2 separate regions of the Mus musculus genome follow, and region 2 is linked to region 1. A link is a loop called in an ENCODE intact Hi-C map of the cell type or tissue named here. Cell type or tissue: heart. All regions are shown on one strand.

What was found. Hi-C counts contacts between places; a loop is a spot of excess contacts. Peaks named below come from ENCODE experiments on the same cell type or tissue, not always from the same donor. Only the 100,000 strongest peaks of a DNase experiment are listed, where the experiment ranks them.
Region 2: it touches region 1 in a loop (2.9-fold over the local background); 7 of 42 quality-filtered maps call a loop at or near these places.

The regions. Positions count from the first base shown.
Region 1 is chr13:41,355,783-41,363,782 of GRCm38, reverse strand. Nedd9 (neural precursor cell expressed, developmentally down-regulated gene 9) reads left to right here and starts at 4,782. Exons shown (of 7, transcript NM_017464.5): 1 at 4,782-4,930. The coding sequence starts at 4,919. In heart, a CTCF peak has its summit at 4,722; DNase peaks (open chromatin) are centred at 4,782 and 5,522; H3K4me3 peaks cover 3,539 bases; H3K27ac peaks cover 2,747 bases; H3K27me3 peaks cover 400 bases.
Region 2 is chr13:41,462,278-41,470,277 of GRCm38, reverse strand. It overlaps a transcript of Nedd9 not described here. Among named protein-coding and RNA genes, the nearest start is that of Gm32401, 21 kb to the left of the region's middle. In heart, no CTCF peak of the experiment used is centred here; DNase peaks (open chromatin) are centred at 2,977, 3,447 and 3,927; H3K27me3 peaks cover 5,642 bases.

The DNA of each region.
Region 1 (8,000 bases):
ATAGCTAAGGAGGAGACACAGAGAAAGATGGGAGCCTGGAATTGGAGAGTATAGGCAGCAATGGATTTTCTAGAAAATGTTTCCTGAAGAGATGGACTGCAAGCTGGGGCAAGATGAGATGCAGGTAAACAGGATGAAAAGAATGAGGAATAATGAAAGGAGCTGTGTGTGTGTGTGTGTGTGTGTGCACATGTGTGTGCATGTGTGTATGTGTGTATGTGTATATGTACATGTGTGTGCATGTGTGTATGTGTGTGTGTTTGTATGTGTGTGTGTATGTATATGCATGTATGTGTGTGGTATATGCATGTGCATCTTTGTATGTGTGTGTAGGTATGTTTGTGTATGTGTATTTGTATGTGTGTATGATGTGTGCATGCGTTTGTGTGCATGCATGTGTGTGTGTTTGTATGTGTGTGTGTTTGTGTATGTGTGTGTGTGTTTGTATGTGTGTGCATGTGTGTATGTTTACACTATTTGACAGCATCACCATATGCCTAGTCCTCCACTGAGCTGTAGACTTACCCTTAAAGAAACAATCAGCAGGGCTCAGATAATTGTGCTGAGAAGAAGCCTGATGGGCACTGTCGCTCTTTTGTGAGGGCTACACCAACCCAGGAAGGAGCCCGCCTGGGTTTCTATTGTAAACCTGTCACTCATCTGTCCTGTAACTTCGTGTGAACTGCAAACCTTTCCGGAAGTTTCCATGCTGTAATACATAAGCTAAGAACAATCCACCTCCTGGATTCGGCCCACAAGACAAATGCTAAGGGAGACAATGTCTGTAAACAACTACTGTAAAAAGCTCTGGGGAAAGTCATTGTACTGAAAGAGAAGTCTCAGTGGCTTGTCTTTGGGGGGTTTTATAGACGTGACATAGAATGGAAAAGCATCATGGGCATTATTTTTTTGAGATGATTTCGTATGTACAGATTTTTAAATAAGTGACATCAAACTAGAAGTAGTATTGCATAGTCCTAGCATGCCTCTTTGTTCAGCCTGCTTTCTCTGGTCTGGTCTTCAGCCAGCTTCTGGGTTGTTTCAGCTGTAGAAGGATCTGAACTCAAAACCAGAAAAGTCTTGTAGCATTTTAGAACATAAGCGGCACATTTTCTGTGGAGAGGCAGATGATAGTATTTTATTTGTCATACCTGTTTGATTTTTGTGAGATTTGTTGTTTTGGGAGGGAAGAGAGGGTGGTCTCAGCTCACCCATTCTGATCTTGAAGTTACCAAGTGCTTCTGGGTGAGCTGGTATTATAGACATGTGCTACCATGCGTGGCTATAGTATTATCTTATAATAAATACGTTCTTTAGCTTTGCGCTGTTTACCAACTCAGGGTCAACCACTCAGCCCCAGCTTTGCAACTCAACAGATTGTACATAAATATGCCAACACAACTTTCTCGTATAGACAACACAGAAATTTGAATTACGCCTAATTTTTACATCTCTCAAGATGTTATTCTTTTGCCTCCTCCCAAGCCACTTAGCAATGTGAATGCTGTTCCTGGCTCACAGAGACAGGACTGACAGCAGCCTGGCATTGGCTCTGAAAAGGCGCATCCTGTGTCTATGCTAACAAATGAGACCTGGAGGGTGTTCTCAGACATAAGGATTTTCTTCTATTTCTTTCCTGGGCACTAGGCCGAACTTGGAGGTAAACATGTGTTCTCTGAATTACTTCCTGATCCACAGGGCAATGACTTAAGTACATACAGGGTATAAAGAGACAGAGAGATCAACTAGCCATCACCTTGTTCTTCCAGAACCCACCCAAAGCTGTAGAAACAGACGTCAACGCACCATCAGCATCCAAACACGGAAAAGGCACTTTTAAGAGATCTGTGTTCCAAGTACAATGGGAGCACAGTCAGGGGAAGGAGAGATTTGTTCTGAAAGGGCGAGGTGGGCAGGGCGGGGGCTGTGGACCAGCACACACAAAGGCATTAGTGTGTTGAGCTAGGCCTGATAGCGGACAAGCAGCCAGAGCATTCTCTGTAGAAAGACCCATCTGTGCAATGCCAGTAAGGTATAAATAAGCCTGGGGTGTGGAGGAAAAAAACTGAAACGAGGATTGGCGAAGTTCTCATTATAGTCCACACCAAGGTGTCTGCTTCCTAAGATGTTAGCATATCGATAAGAGACTGTTCAATTCCATCTAAACGCCATCCCCTCTGTCCTCTGGGAAGGGAACTGGTAGTAACGCTGAAGATAGAGAGATTTCGAGGAAGGAAACTAAAGAGAAATCTCTAAATAGAGTGGAGAGTCGGGAGAGTGGCTTACCATACATATGACTAGTAGGATCACACCCAGAGGGCTCAAGGTCTCTGCGTGTCAGCTTTGAGTTCTCTTTGCTGATTCCCCAGGGGGCTCTCCTCCTTGCTCATGGGCTCTAGTTCCTTCACCCAGACAAAATAGCCACTGGGTTCTGCCTGAGCCACAAGCAGTTCCAGTATTTGCTTGATTTCCATGTGTGCTCTGACCAACGTCCAATGGCTACTAATAAAATCCCTCAGAAAGCACCGGGTGCCATTTCCCTGACTCCTGGATGCAGTAGGGTCTAACTGGGCATGGCTTTCTCCAAAGAGGCACCTACTCGTAGGATGCTGGTGAGCGTGGGTTGGGACTGAGCCCAGGGTCCTTGGCGGTTCTGGAAAGGTACCAACCAACCCACTGGTTTCCTGAATAATTTAATTATATAATCAGTTTTTCATATTTTTCACATTCAGCGTCTCAGGCAATCAATACAGAAAGGGCTATTCCTTTATTTACTGAATTTGTGTTTCTCCAAAAGGTTTAGAGGGAGCATAACCAATAAAAACAAAATGACTTGTGTTACTTAGGCTGCACTGAGATCACAGCATGATAATAAGGGCAAAAACAGGGAAATTGTTTTTTTCTCAAAATTCTTAGATGGCTTCCTATCACACTCAAGGAAAACCCTAGCTCTCTTCCCTAGCAGGTACACATTATTATGTCCTCATTTTATAAGGCTAGCATTGCAAAGTTAAGGAATGTGTATCGATTTGCCTGATAGGAATCAAGCCATCTACCCTGAGAAGACAATTTCACAAACGCCTAGCACAGGCTTTGGCAATGTTGAGGTTGAATGGGTTAGCCTTGCTTTAATCCACTCATCTAAGCATGATTCAGCCTGGCTGCTGAAGAAGTCAAAGGAATGCTATCTCTGTCTCCTGGGGAACCAGGACAAATCTAGAGAGAAAGATTTGACTTGTCCTACAAACATAGGTCCCTAGTGTGAATCTTCAGGGCTGCCAGGATGATCCTGCTACCGCAATCTGCTTCGTGCCTAATCTGTGTACAAAAGACCTTGCGAATCACACAGGTTCAATTCGGCTTTGAGATCAGGAAGTAAAAGCCATGACCTGGAAGGGGCCTGAACCGGGATGTCAACTTCACGAAGGTGGCCAGGGACATCTTGTAGAGCAAACTCCAAGCTGCAGCCAAATGTGGATTCAATTGTCAATGTAAACCCTACCCCACCCCCACCCCCACCCCCACCCCCAGAAACCACTTTTATGCGGCATCTGCTCTCCTATGCTTTTGGCTTAAATCATTTATTTTCAAAAGTTTTAATCCATTGGAAATTTAGAAGGGGATTGGGGAGGCAAAACTGATTCTGGACTACCTTAGTCAGGAAAGAAGTAAGAGCTGATTTTTTTTTTCCACCCGAGTCGTGCAGTCTGGCTGGAATGCATCCCAACTGGGGGATAGTCCTGAATACTCCAAGTCCTGAGGCCCGAGGAAAAGAAAAGCCTGTCTTCTCCTGAGTGATTCTCTTTCTCTATAGAAATCTCAGAATGGAACCGCTCTACAAATCATGTCCCGCGCTCTGCCTGAAAGAGGCTGTTCTTTTTTTTTTTTTTTTTTTTTTTTTTAAACCAGGCTTATCAAACAGAAGCGTTCTCCCTGAATAATAAGTGTGAGTGGGCTAATGGGTCATTTGGGGGAGAGAGGTCAAAAGGAAAAGGCCTCGGTGTTCAAAAGCGGAATCTGGCAATGCCAGCGGTCAAAGAGGAGAGTGCTGGCTGGACAGGCGTGATGTATCGGGTGTGTTCTATAGAACCTGCATGGGTTCCCACCTATCCTTTATCCTCGGAGGTCCTAGTGAGAAGAACCGGGAAGGCCTGGTGCTTATGAGTGAGTTCCTTTTCATTGAGAAAGAAATGTTTTCCAGCTCCTAGCAGACTGACTTAGCAAAGTACTTTGAACACTTGGGGGTGAGGGGAGCAGCCACAGAAAAGGGAAGGGGAAGAGAAAAGACAGGGAAAGAGAGCTATCAGCAGGGGTGGTTAGTAAAAAAAAAAGGGGGGGGTACTGGAGACAGAAAACCCTTTGTTCCTCCAGCTCGTTTCATGTAGAGATTGTAAGGTGAATGGCTTTGAAATGAAATGGGTTTATGAACTAGTTGCTAGGTCACAGGAAGCGCGATCGTCAGACTGCTTTGTGAATTCGGATTCTTTAAAACTTAGGTTACTCTCAAAAGGAACGTACCTCCTTTGTCTGGTTCCTATGTCTTTCCTCTTTATATTTTTATTTCTCCGGGTGGCTGGGGCCGCCTCCCCACTTTCTGTTTTCTCCTCCGCCCTTTTGATAACGTGAAAAGAAATGATCGTATTACACGCTCTTTGTCGGAGGGTTTCAGAAGTTAGAGGTGGGCGGGGTGGAGGCGTTACCTTCACCGCCACCAGCAGCCAATGGCGGCGCGGTATGCAAACGAGGCCCGCGCCGTGCTGGTCTGGATCTGGGCTGTGAGCTCAGAGACTCCGCAGTGCGCGGGAGGCGAAGGCTTCTCATTTCCATCCAGCCCAGCGCTCAATGGAGGGGCGGACTCTGCAGTGCCTCACTCACTGTGTGATTCGATAGGACCAGGGCTCATCAGATCACCGCCGAGATGAAGTACAAGGTAAGAGTGCCTTGTACGCCGTCTCCTGAGAAGCTAGAGGCAGCTGTGCCGGCCGGCGCCTTTCCCACCTTGACAACTGGGCAGGGATCCCTTGTGTGTCTGGTTTTGCCGAGCTGCGTCTGATCTCGCTTCCAGGCTTCCCCCGGGTGTACCGCCAGCAGACATGCGCTTTCAGATCCACTAGTTCTTGGTGCATGGTTCTGAAAGTTGTTGTGGGTGGCGGAAGGCGGTGGAGTAGAGTTAGCATAGGAGCCGCCGCCAGAGATCAGAGGGTGTCTAACTCGCCTCGCAGCAGGCAAGTCGCAGGTCTCTGCCTGACCAAAGCCAGCTTGGGGAGCCATAATAAGGAGAGTCAGAACTGCTGAGTCTCTGACAGGTTCTAAAAGCACCTTTTCAGATTTTTGCCTTAAGCACTTGATCTGGGAAGCTGTCTGCTCGAGGTCCTTTCGGTAGAAGCAGATTAAAAACCCAGACACTATCATAGGCGCGATGATGGAGAATTCCCACATCCTTATGAATAAATGGCTGTTAGTCATTTCTGGATAACTCTTTATTGGGGTTGAACGGGTCTGAAAGTATGAAGGCTCCGGCTGGCTTATTTTCCCTGACGCTTACAGAATGTCCTGCTCATAATTTTGGCAGCTCTATTTTCCACTGCATTTTGCACCACGGTTTCTGGGGTTACTCTTGGCAAAATGATTATGCCTTGCTCAGCACATCCCGTCTAATGAGGCAGTTTCCAAGGGACTTGGCCCAGTAGCAGTTCATGGCAATGACTTGGCGGTACTTACTTACGATCCTTTTTTTTAAAAAAAAATTTTTTTTTTAATTTTAATGGTGAAGAGACATGAGTCCTCGACTTTTAAAGGACTGTGTCATTTCAAAAATTCGTTTTGGTAAGGTGACTTAACAGAGCCAGTTAACTGACTTAGCTAGGGGCTAACTTGGCTTCCCTCTGCGGTATGTAGCCTCTGGCCCTTCCTTTGGGATAGAAGGCTGTAGCTAACAGCCACTGGTTCCCTGTCTATAAATCTTGTTCAAAAGCTGTGAGCCAAAGCATGAGTGATAGTTGTTGGGGAAGTTCCAGCAGTCTAAAGACCCAGATATCTATTGTCATCTCCTATCAGCTTTCCATTTCGTACATCTATGGGGAGGGGCAGAAGAAAGGAAAGCTCTAGGAGTCAGTCAGAAATGATGCAGCTTTCTACCTGGCAGGAACAGAATCTTTTTGGAAGTGATGGGGATACATGGTATCAAGCCTGCAATGTTGTTTTTTTTTTTTTCCTTCCCATTCTCCCTGTTGTTGAATCAAGACAGTGTTATAGAGAAAAGAGAAAGGATTAACTCTGTCCATCATTGGGACATTAAATAGCTGGTGTGAACTCTGAGTGCTGTAGTCTAGAAGGTGAGGACATGTGACGACATCTAAAGTCACTTTGGTTCAGTGACCTCATCATGTTTCGCTTTGCTCTTTATGGAAAGAAAATATCATGGGGACTGATGATTTACACTGCAGGTGAGAAACTGCAACTGGGGAATGCTTTCCACTTGGCTGAGTCTGCCCAGAGTTGAACACTTTGCCGAGCAATAGAAATACATGGTTATTTATCATCATCATCACCATCACCATCATCACCATCATCTCATTATTATTGTAGACAACTTCACCAGCAAAAACGCTATGCTCCCCAAGTAAACAACTCACACATGGGCACCCTGAGTTGACCATAGCAGAAGCGAGCCACTTTTCCCTCTGTCATAAAGTCTATTTAGCTAATGAAAGATAACTGTCTTTCAGGAGAGAATTAGTCATTCTGTGTAGGAGATGCTGAAGCAGAGGCATGATGGGTAAAGCGATACAAGTCCGTCACACTTAACTCTCCCCATTAGCTCCGAGGCACACTTATTTTCCCAAAGTAGCAACTGTGGCACACAGAAGTTAAATGATGGGTTTTTTCCGACACACCAACTGAGGAGCATGGGATTAAAAGTGATCTTGATCTAATACTGGTGATTTAAACACTACCAGGAAAGGGAAAGCAAACCCTAAAACAGAAATCATCTGTAACTCCCTAAAACATCCCTCAGACCAGTATGTTCTGGCCTCAGAAAGTTCAGAACTATTCCCTCCCAAGTATTCTCCCAGGATAGTCAGTCTTCTATTTTGTTTCAGTGGTAACTCTGCAAACTGAAATACGAAGTTGGCATTTATTTGTTTAATTGGAGCTACTTAAGTAGTAAAACCAGATAATTATTAGATTGTAAAACCCAGGAGTCTGGAATTATCTCTTAAACACTATGTTGCACATAAACTATAAATTTAGCTTGGGCTTAAAAATGGATCATTGTAAGATTTATAAGTCAGGCTTAAAAGGCTTCTCTTTCTTTTTCTTTCTTTCTCTTTTCTTTTTCCTTTCTTTTTTGTCTGTTGTTAACCAGATGGTCTTGTTTAGCTACTTCAGGGTTCATAACCAGGGTGCAATCAACTTCCACTCAGTTTGTCCTCAAAATACACAGCTCGAGGCAGCCAGCAATTACAACTATGAGGGCTGTGGAATGCAAGCTATTGCTTTAGGTAAATCTTTCCACTTAGTACACATCTAGTCTGCTTTTAGTTTACTTACATTTTTGTTTGTTCGTGGAAAGACTGTCATGGGTGTTTAAGGTTCCATTTCTCTGAGAAGAGTCTGTCTGAATGACAGTGAATTGTACAAACTTCCTTTGTTAAGATTCTACATAATGAAGCCAGGCATGGTGGAACACACCTTTAATCACGGCTCTTGTGGAGTCAGAGGCAGGGGGATCCCTATGAGTTCCAGGCCAGCCAAGGCTACATCGTGAGACCTCGTCTCAGACACAACAACAACAAAATGTTCTATATAAAATTCCTTTAATGTAGAGCCTATGTTCCTTATGCCTCTATGGCCTTGGCTTGCCTGTCCAATAGAAGATGGGAGGATATGAAGGTTGCCAGAGGATATTGCCCTTTCTTCTGCAGGTGAGGGACTAGTTCCAGTCCCTCATCTTTAACTGGAGCCCTGAAAGCCCTGCCCACATAGTGTGGGCCTGG
Region 2 (8,000 bases), 110 kb before region 1:
GCTTTGGGAGCAAAGAAAAGAGGTTCATAGATCTAGTATTGCATAGTGCAATTTATTGATCAACTTACTGAGAGAAATATGGTCATAGTGTACAGCAATGTCAGGTAGATCTCTACTATTTGAGTCAGAAGAAGATGTCTGTGTATGCATATTGGTTAGGATAACTTCAGTGACTTCAGGCAAGCCAGATTGTACCTACTCTATTTTAAGAAAACATCAATGTTGAATACATCCCAGAAGCCAGGATTCAATTGAAATACATTTAATGACACTCTAATCATTTAACCTACTTATATTTCTCTAAGAGACAGTGCAGAAAACATAAAAACCAACTCTGACATCTCTAGGATAATTGTGGTGATTATGACACAAGATAGCTGTCCTCATGTCAAATTCAATCCAGTTTCTTTGTGAATCTCCCCTGACTGTGTTGCTATCTTCTCTTCTGGGTGTTGTGAGGGACTGAAGTTTGTTCCATTGGCAGTGTCATTAAACCACAGAATTCAGAGCTGGAAAGTGACATCACTTCTCTATCCAGTGACACTTTAGCAAATAAAACCTACTGCCTTCAGTACATCAGCATGACTCAGTGTGGTTACTACATATCAATCTGCCATGTTGCATGGAAAGTCTTGTTGTCCTTTGGTGATATGAAATGAATCTCAAGTTATCAAGGAACAAAGTGGGCGAATCATCATCTCTACCCTGAAAATATGTTCAAGGTCAAGAACATGTTTAGTGAAGTGTATGGCCACCTCATACAACAGATCTCCCTGAAGTCCAAGATAAATGGCTCAGGTGATTTGGAACGTCATATGAAAGAGAAGATTTTTCAAGTCTGCCTGACAGTGGATGAAGCAATATATATTTTTTAAAGATGTACTTATTATTATATCTAAGTACACTGTAACTATCTTCATATAGCACCAGAAGAGGGTGTCAGATCTCATTACAGATGGTTGTGAGCCACCATGTGGTTGCTGGGATTTGAACTCCGGACCTTCGGAAGAACAGTCAGTGCTCTTAACCGCTGAGCCATCTCTCCAGTCCAGATGAAGCAATATTTGTGGGACTGATGTAATTATTCCAGTCTGCAAGAACATGAGAAAAAGGTAAAATTTGCAGAGTTAGAACTTAACGATCACTCTATCCTGACTTATATATAGTTTTTTTTTCTATGTATGAATTTGTCAAGGGAAAATTCATACATACACACACACACACACACACACACACACACACACACACACACACATACACCCATACACACACACACACACACACACACACACACACACACACACACACACACATACCCATACACCCATACACACACACACACACACACACACACATAGCTTATGTCTTCTGGATACAAGAAAGAAAGGGAGTTTGTTCTTTCAAACCAGTTGGAAATGTCTTCACCATGTCTGAAAGATAAACAGAAGCTTCCCCAGCCCCTTCCTCAGGGAAATCCGAGCACAGAAAATGCTGCTGTTGGACTCCTCAGCAAAACCCATTTGCTTTTGAACTCTTTCGAGTATAGACAGGAAGGCTTTATGGAACAGCCCAGCTTGCTTCTCTAGCCGTTTTTCTGCGCAGAGATCAATACGATTTCTTTCTTCCTAGTCCCCTCACACCTGCCTCGGCTGAAACACTGATTGTTGACCTCTCAGCAATGCATAGGACTTTGAGATTCTTAGGGCCTGCCACTCCACGCTGTGAGACTTTTCTGTTCTCTCTGTGTTGCAAGCAGAAGCTCTTTAAGCATTTTGGACACAATACACGTAAGAGATGTGTTGCAACTGCAGATGGCCCTTACAAAAACATTTGGTCCTACACCACTACTAGAATGACGATCTGCAAGTTCTGCCTCCTTCTGCCCTACAAATGGCAATGTGTACTGTAAATTACAAGAATTCAGCCTTTCTTACTCTCTGTTGTATGAATGTGACCCTTGCTTTTGGTATCTGGCTTTTCTCAGGCTCTTTCAGAGAGAACAACTGTTCCTGATCTCTCCTCACAATACCTTTTCCTCCATCAGTACATCGTCTCTCACACATAGCAATGCCCACACTTTAAGTCAGAGAAAAAGAGTACTCATATCAAGAGATGATTTAAAACACATATCTGTATGTGCTTTGTGCTTATGTTCCCTTACACACACCACAGCATGAATGTCGGAGGACAGCCTTGGATGTTGGTCCAGCACTTCCATCTTGCTTGAGGCAGGGTCTCTCTTCCTGCCACTGTTTTGCGTTCTCCCGGCTAGCTGGCCCACAGGTCTCCAAGAGTCTTCTGTTTTTACCTCCTCTCTTGCAATAGGAGTGTTGCAACTGCAGACATGTGCTACGTTGTTCTTTTACATGGACTCTAGGAGTTCAAACTTAGCTTATCAGGCTGTTGACCAGAGCTTTCACCTCCTAGGACATCTCTTCTGCTCAAGAGGCAGTTATTAAGAGTGCCGTGAAGGTCACATTCCTGCTCTCTCCTAAGCACCTGTTCTACCATCCGCCATGCTCATGAAATCCCATGAGATTCCCCACTAGAAAACTATACGTTTTCCCTGGAGGATGACTGGTCTCTCTAAATGGCTTCCAAGGAGAAAAAAAAATTCCCAAATTAAACTTTTAAAAATCTAACATAACATTTTCCTGTCAGCATATTTGGAGATGATTCTTGAGACATAAAGATTGTAAACACAGAACCATAAAGGCTTTGGTAGAACTGGGCATGTTATAAGCATGTATCAACAATCCCAGGACTCAAGAATTGGAGACAGGGGGTATCATGAATTCAAGACCAAACTGAGGTACCTAACGAAACCTTGCCTCAACAACAAAAATCCACCCTCCTAGAGTTTACAAAGCCAAGCCAACTGGCCCACTTATAGCATTAAGGGGAAGTGCATTGGTCGCCCAACCACTAAGTGGCTGTCCCTTAGCTGTTGAAATGTCACATCTGGAGGTGGAATGCGGAAGCCATGGTGACTGTCTGGGTTAAAGGGCAGAGAAGGCTGGGTGTTGCTTCTGGTCACAGACTCTGCCCTTCCCTTAGGCAGATTTTATAGAACTAATTTAGAAAGGATCACAAGGATCCTCACAAGTAGAGGCTCTGGTTAGAGCCAAAACCCTTCTCCAGAGAGGAACCAGATGGACCCCTGTTCCTTAGGGATCATTAAACTATGCACCAACAAATTTACTGTCAGGGAAGCAGGATGAAAGAGAAAGACTCTGTTTGAAATTGTTCTTACTGTTATTTGTGTTTATTTGGGGGATGCCGTTTCTTATTTCAACCCGTTACGTAAAAGCTACAAAAGCCACATGAGCACCATTCCAGCGTTCCTCTAAAGCTTGGATCTCAGGCTCCTTATTTAGTGGTTAATAATGGTCAGTGGTTTCACTTCCTTTTTAACTTTATTTGGGGTGTGTCTAGCCTTGAGGTCTGGGATGTGGCCATGAGTAGTTCTCTGTAGTCCAAGAAGCATTGCTTGCCCTAATGGAGACAGTTAGAGAGACAGTATTATGCTGCCTGCAGCCTTCTCCACACTGAGAACAAAAACAACTGATGGGATATGAGATGCTCAGAGTCCCTGGTGCAACCATTGTAGGAGATTCAGTGATCATTCAGGAAGATCATTGTAAGCTTAGGAACAGGAATGAAGAGAAACAGCGATGAGAATGTGCCTGTGTAATCACCCTACAAATATATTTAAAAACCAAAACACTACAAGAAGATTTTTTTTAAAAAAGGTCAGAAATGAACTGGTGGGCAAGGCATAAATAGAAAGTAATAAAGCAAAATGGAATTTGTAGAAGATTAGGCAGGATTGGCCAGGGGCCCCAGAATAGGACACAGCCGCTGTTGGTACATTGTGCTCAGTGCAAAGTTCCTAATGTTGAAAGCAGGAAATCCTGTTGTTCCCACCCATATCCTCAGCCAAGGTCCCATGAGACTGCCTCAGAGCCAACAGAATCAGTTCTCCTGTGGTAAAGGATATAGTCCATAGTCTTCAAGCAGCTGACTGCAAAGAAAAGATAGATTCTTGAGGTGATGGGTATACCAGTTATCTGGTTTGATCATTATATCACATGTTTTAAAATATCTCACTGTATTCCACAAATATACATTTAGTATTAAAGCCAGGGCTTCTTTGTGTTAAGCAAATATTCAACCACTGAACTATACCTCCAATCTTTTCCATTCTTCACCAGAAATTTACTAATTACTGTACTAGGTTGAGGTCCAAAGGCAATGGTATGAACGACGTAAAGAGACCACACTAGATACTCAACTGAATTTAGGATCTAAAATGGTGCTCCTAATGGCAGGTGACAGCTTCTGAAAACAGTTTCTATGTCTGCATATATCTGGTCTTGCCTGGTTCTACTCTAACAGAAATAGGGGTGGATGAGGCAGCAATCCCTCTTCTCACAAGCCCTCAGGGTGCATGGAAAGTTCAAGATGTACCAAACATGGAGTCAAACAATGGTTTCTGTTGGTCGTTTTTGAAATGCGAGGAAAGCAATCTATCATTGATGAGAGTTGATGAACTGACATTCGTGAATAATTTATATTCATGTCACCTTCAAAGATTTTAAAAAACAACAACACAGATCTCTGGCTCCAACCAATTCTTGTAAAGCCCAAATTCACAGATGTGTGAAGCCAGTACTGTGTTTCTAAAGCACCCTAGGTGGTGTTAGGAGCCACCAGGTGCAGGAACACTGGCCTATAGGAACCCCTTGCCTCAAAAACAAAAGGAAATCATGGAATTCTAGAGGGAGGTCCCACAAAGACCAGAAGTTCCCTCAATTTAAATATGTAAGTCCCATTTTTAAAAAGACCCTTCTCTGGTTGTGACAGGAGAGGTTATTCTCTATACTGCCTTTCTGCAGCAGTCCCTGTAGCCCTTTATGGAAGTCTGCATCTCCAAAGGCCTGCTTGAAACACCCTGAGGGCTCTGTTGTTACCCCTCCATAGACCCTTATACATTAATGATGAAACTAGTCTCAAAAAAAGCAACATTACCTGATTATGGGCCAAAAACATGTGACCAGCCTTCCAGATTTGCTGGGGACTAGCATTTCCAAGACATAGTAATATATTGGGTTTTTAATCTATCTATCATCTATTTGTTTGTCTGTCGGTTGCCTGTGCCCTGAACTACTCACTGTCTGACCCTACCTGCCCTTAAGGACTGGAGGTGAGGTGGCACAGAGTCAACGACACAGACTCTGAACACTGCTGCAAGCTCCTTTAATACCCTTCACCCACATCCCATTGGTCCCAAGAAAGCATCTCTTCTAAACAGCAGTTCCTGATTGGCTGGCCTTGTCTGCATTAGCAATTCTTGGTCTCTCAGGCAGTCCTCAATTAGATCCTCCTGCAGGAGATGCTTTTGTGGCTGTGCCGGGCATGGGGGTAGTTTTTACATAGAGGCAGCCTCTATCTATCTATCTATCTATCTATCTATCTATCTATCTATCTATCTATCTATCTATCTGTCTATCTATCTATCTATCTATGATGTGTGTGCATGTACTGTATGGTAGCAGTGGAAGTCAGAGGACAGCTTTCAGGAGTTGGTTCTCTTTCCACTATGTTGGCCCCAGGGAATCAAACTCAAGTCATCCAGCTTAGAAACTAATGCCTTGACCCACTTGAGCCATCTTGCTTTAAACTAGAGATACTCTAGGACAAATCAGGGTGAACGGGCCACTTCAGATCATAACATCTACCAAGCCCATAGTTCTTGCCTTTAGGAAAGTTCTTTATTGTACTGTGTCTTAGTTAGGGTTTTACTGCTGTGAACTGACACCATTACCAAGGCAACTCTTATAAGGACAACATTTAATTGGGGCTGGATTACAGGTTCAGTCCATTATCATCAAGGCAGAAAGCATGGCAGCATCCAGGCAGACAAGGTGCAGGAGGAGCTGAGAGCTCTACATCTTCATCTAAGGCTGCTAGTGGAAGACTGGCTTCTAGGCAGCTAGGATGAGGGTCTTAAAGCCCACACCAACAGTGACACACCTACTCCAACAGGGACACACCTTCTAATAGTGCCACTCCCTGGGCCAAGCATATACAAACCATCACACCATGTTACTGGAAAAAGAGTTGAGATTACTGTTCCTTTCCTTCGTAAAACTTGATTCTCTGCTTTGAAAGATCAATGCTGCCAATGGCTTTCAAAAACATTTCTGTTGTCCCATTATGCCTGCATTCATGTCTTCTCTGCCTCTCAAGTCATTCCATCCAATGATATGACAAGTATACAAATTTGTGACATATGGCATTGTGATGGATTGTATATTCTCGGACCATGGAGTGGTACCATCTGGAGGTGTGGCCTGGTTGGAATAGGTGTGTCACTGTGGGTGTGGGCTTAAGAGTCATCCTAGTTGCCTGGAAGTCAGTCTTCCACTAGCAGCCTTTGGATAAAGACGTAGAACTCTCAGCTCCTCCTGCACCATGCCTGCCTGGATGCTGCCATGCTCCCACCTTGATGGTAATGAACTGAACCTCTGAATCTGTAAGCCAGCCCAATTAAATGTTTTTTTTATAAGACTTGCCGTGGTCATGGTGTCTGTTCACAGCAGTAAAACCGTAACTAATACAGTCATTATACTTTATAAAACTCTGTGTATTATATACCCTGAGTTGCCAGTAAAAGACATCTAGTAGCCAATGCCCTAAATAAACAAGAGAAGTACAGTAGTTAGAACAGAAAGGAGGGGTTGTAAACAGCCACAAGAGGTCAAATGCAGACAACTGACTGTGGGGCCCAGCCCTAGCTGATAACTCTGTAGCACAACTCCAGCACCTAAGGCTCAAGAAATCTCACAGAAAACGAAGTAGAAGGACTCTAAAAGTCAGAGGATTGGGAGGTTTGCTTTCTTTCCTTCTTCAATAGAGGAACCAGATTGTTTTCTGTATTGGATGAGAATCTGTACCTGTGAGCTCTCAACAGTAGGCTTGGTTAGATGGGGCATAAACGGTGACAATACCAGTTGACCTGGGAAATGTCATAAGGCCCCACTCCTAGATGACCAGCTATAGGCAATTAACGACTACTAAGAGAGGGAGAATCAGGGTCATCTGCTGGTATCCAATACCAAGTGGTCAGCCCTAAACACAGATATAAGCAAGCAACACTGAAGGGATTCAAAAGGCTCTATTTATAAATTTCTGTGTATGTAGATGTGAAACGGTAATAAATGTTTTTAAGTTCCTGGCACTGTTGGGCATAGGTTTATCTTGTCGAGACTTGGTCTCTTCCACCTCTGTTCACTGACATGGTTTTCCCCACACTGGCAGCAATATGGCAGCTGCAGTTGTGTGCATCCACAATCCTCCCCCAAACCCAACCAACTTCATCTTACTCCCAATTCCTTTTATAAACTTGCCTAAGGTCATCTTCCTGGGGTAGGATAAAACCAACCTAGCCAAGAGCAAGTACAATTACATTTGTTTGGGGTCTCATAATAGTGGCAATCCATGAAAAGAGAGACTCCCACAGAATTGAAGATGTGCTCACAGGTTTTACAAGATGGCAGCTGTACTTACAGCTTTAAGCTACAATGGGATCAGTAATTCCATTGGTTGCTATTCTGAAATGGTAAGCAAAGCTGGCTGAAGTGTCCCTGACAGCATCTAGTAGATAAAAGAGGGGACTTTGTCATAGGTCAACAGAGACTACGAATCTTACAAAACCACCTCATGTGCTACATCCATCTGTAGCTCAATGCAAGGTTTCAGCTCAGAGGTATCTGACTGACAAGGCTTCTCAGAGAGAGAGATGAGGTGACATACCCAGCAGTCCAGCACTGAGGGGTCTGAGGAGAGAGGATCTTCAAAGCAGGCAAACCTGGGATACAAATGAAGACCCTTTTCATACTACCTCATCATAAATATTGACTTCCTAACTCCACTTTAAGTCCCCCAAACAAATGTCATTTCATTTTAGTTTATCTTGTTCTTGGCAAACCTTCTTT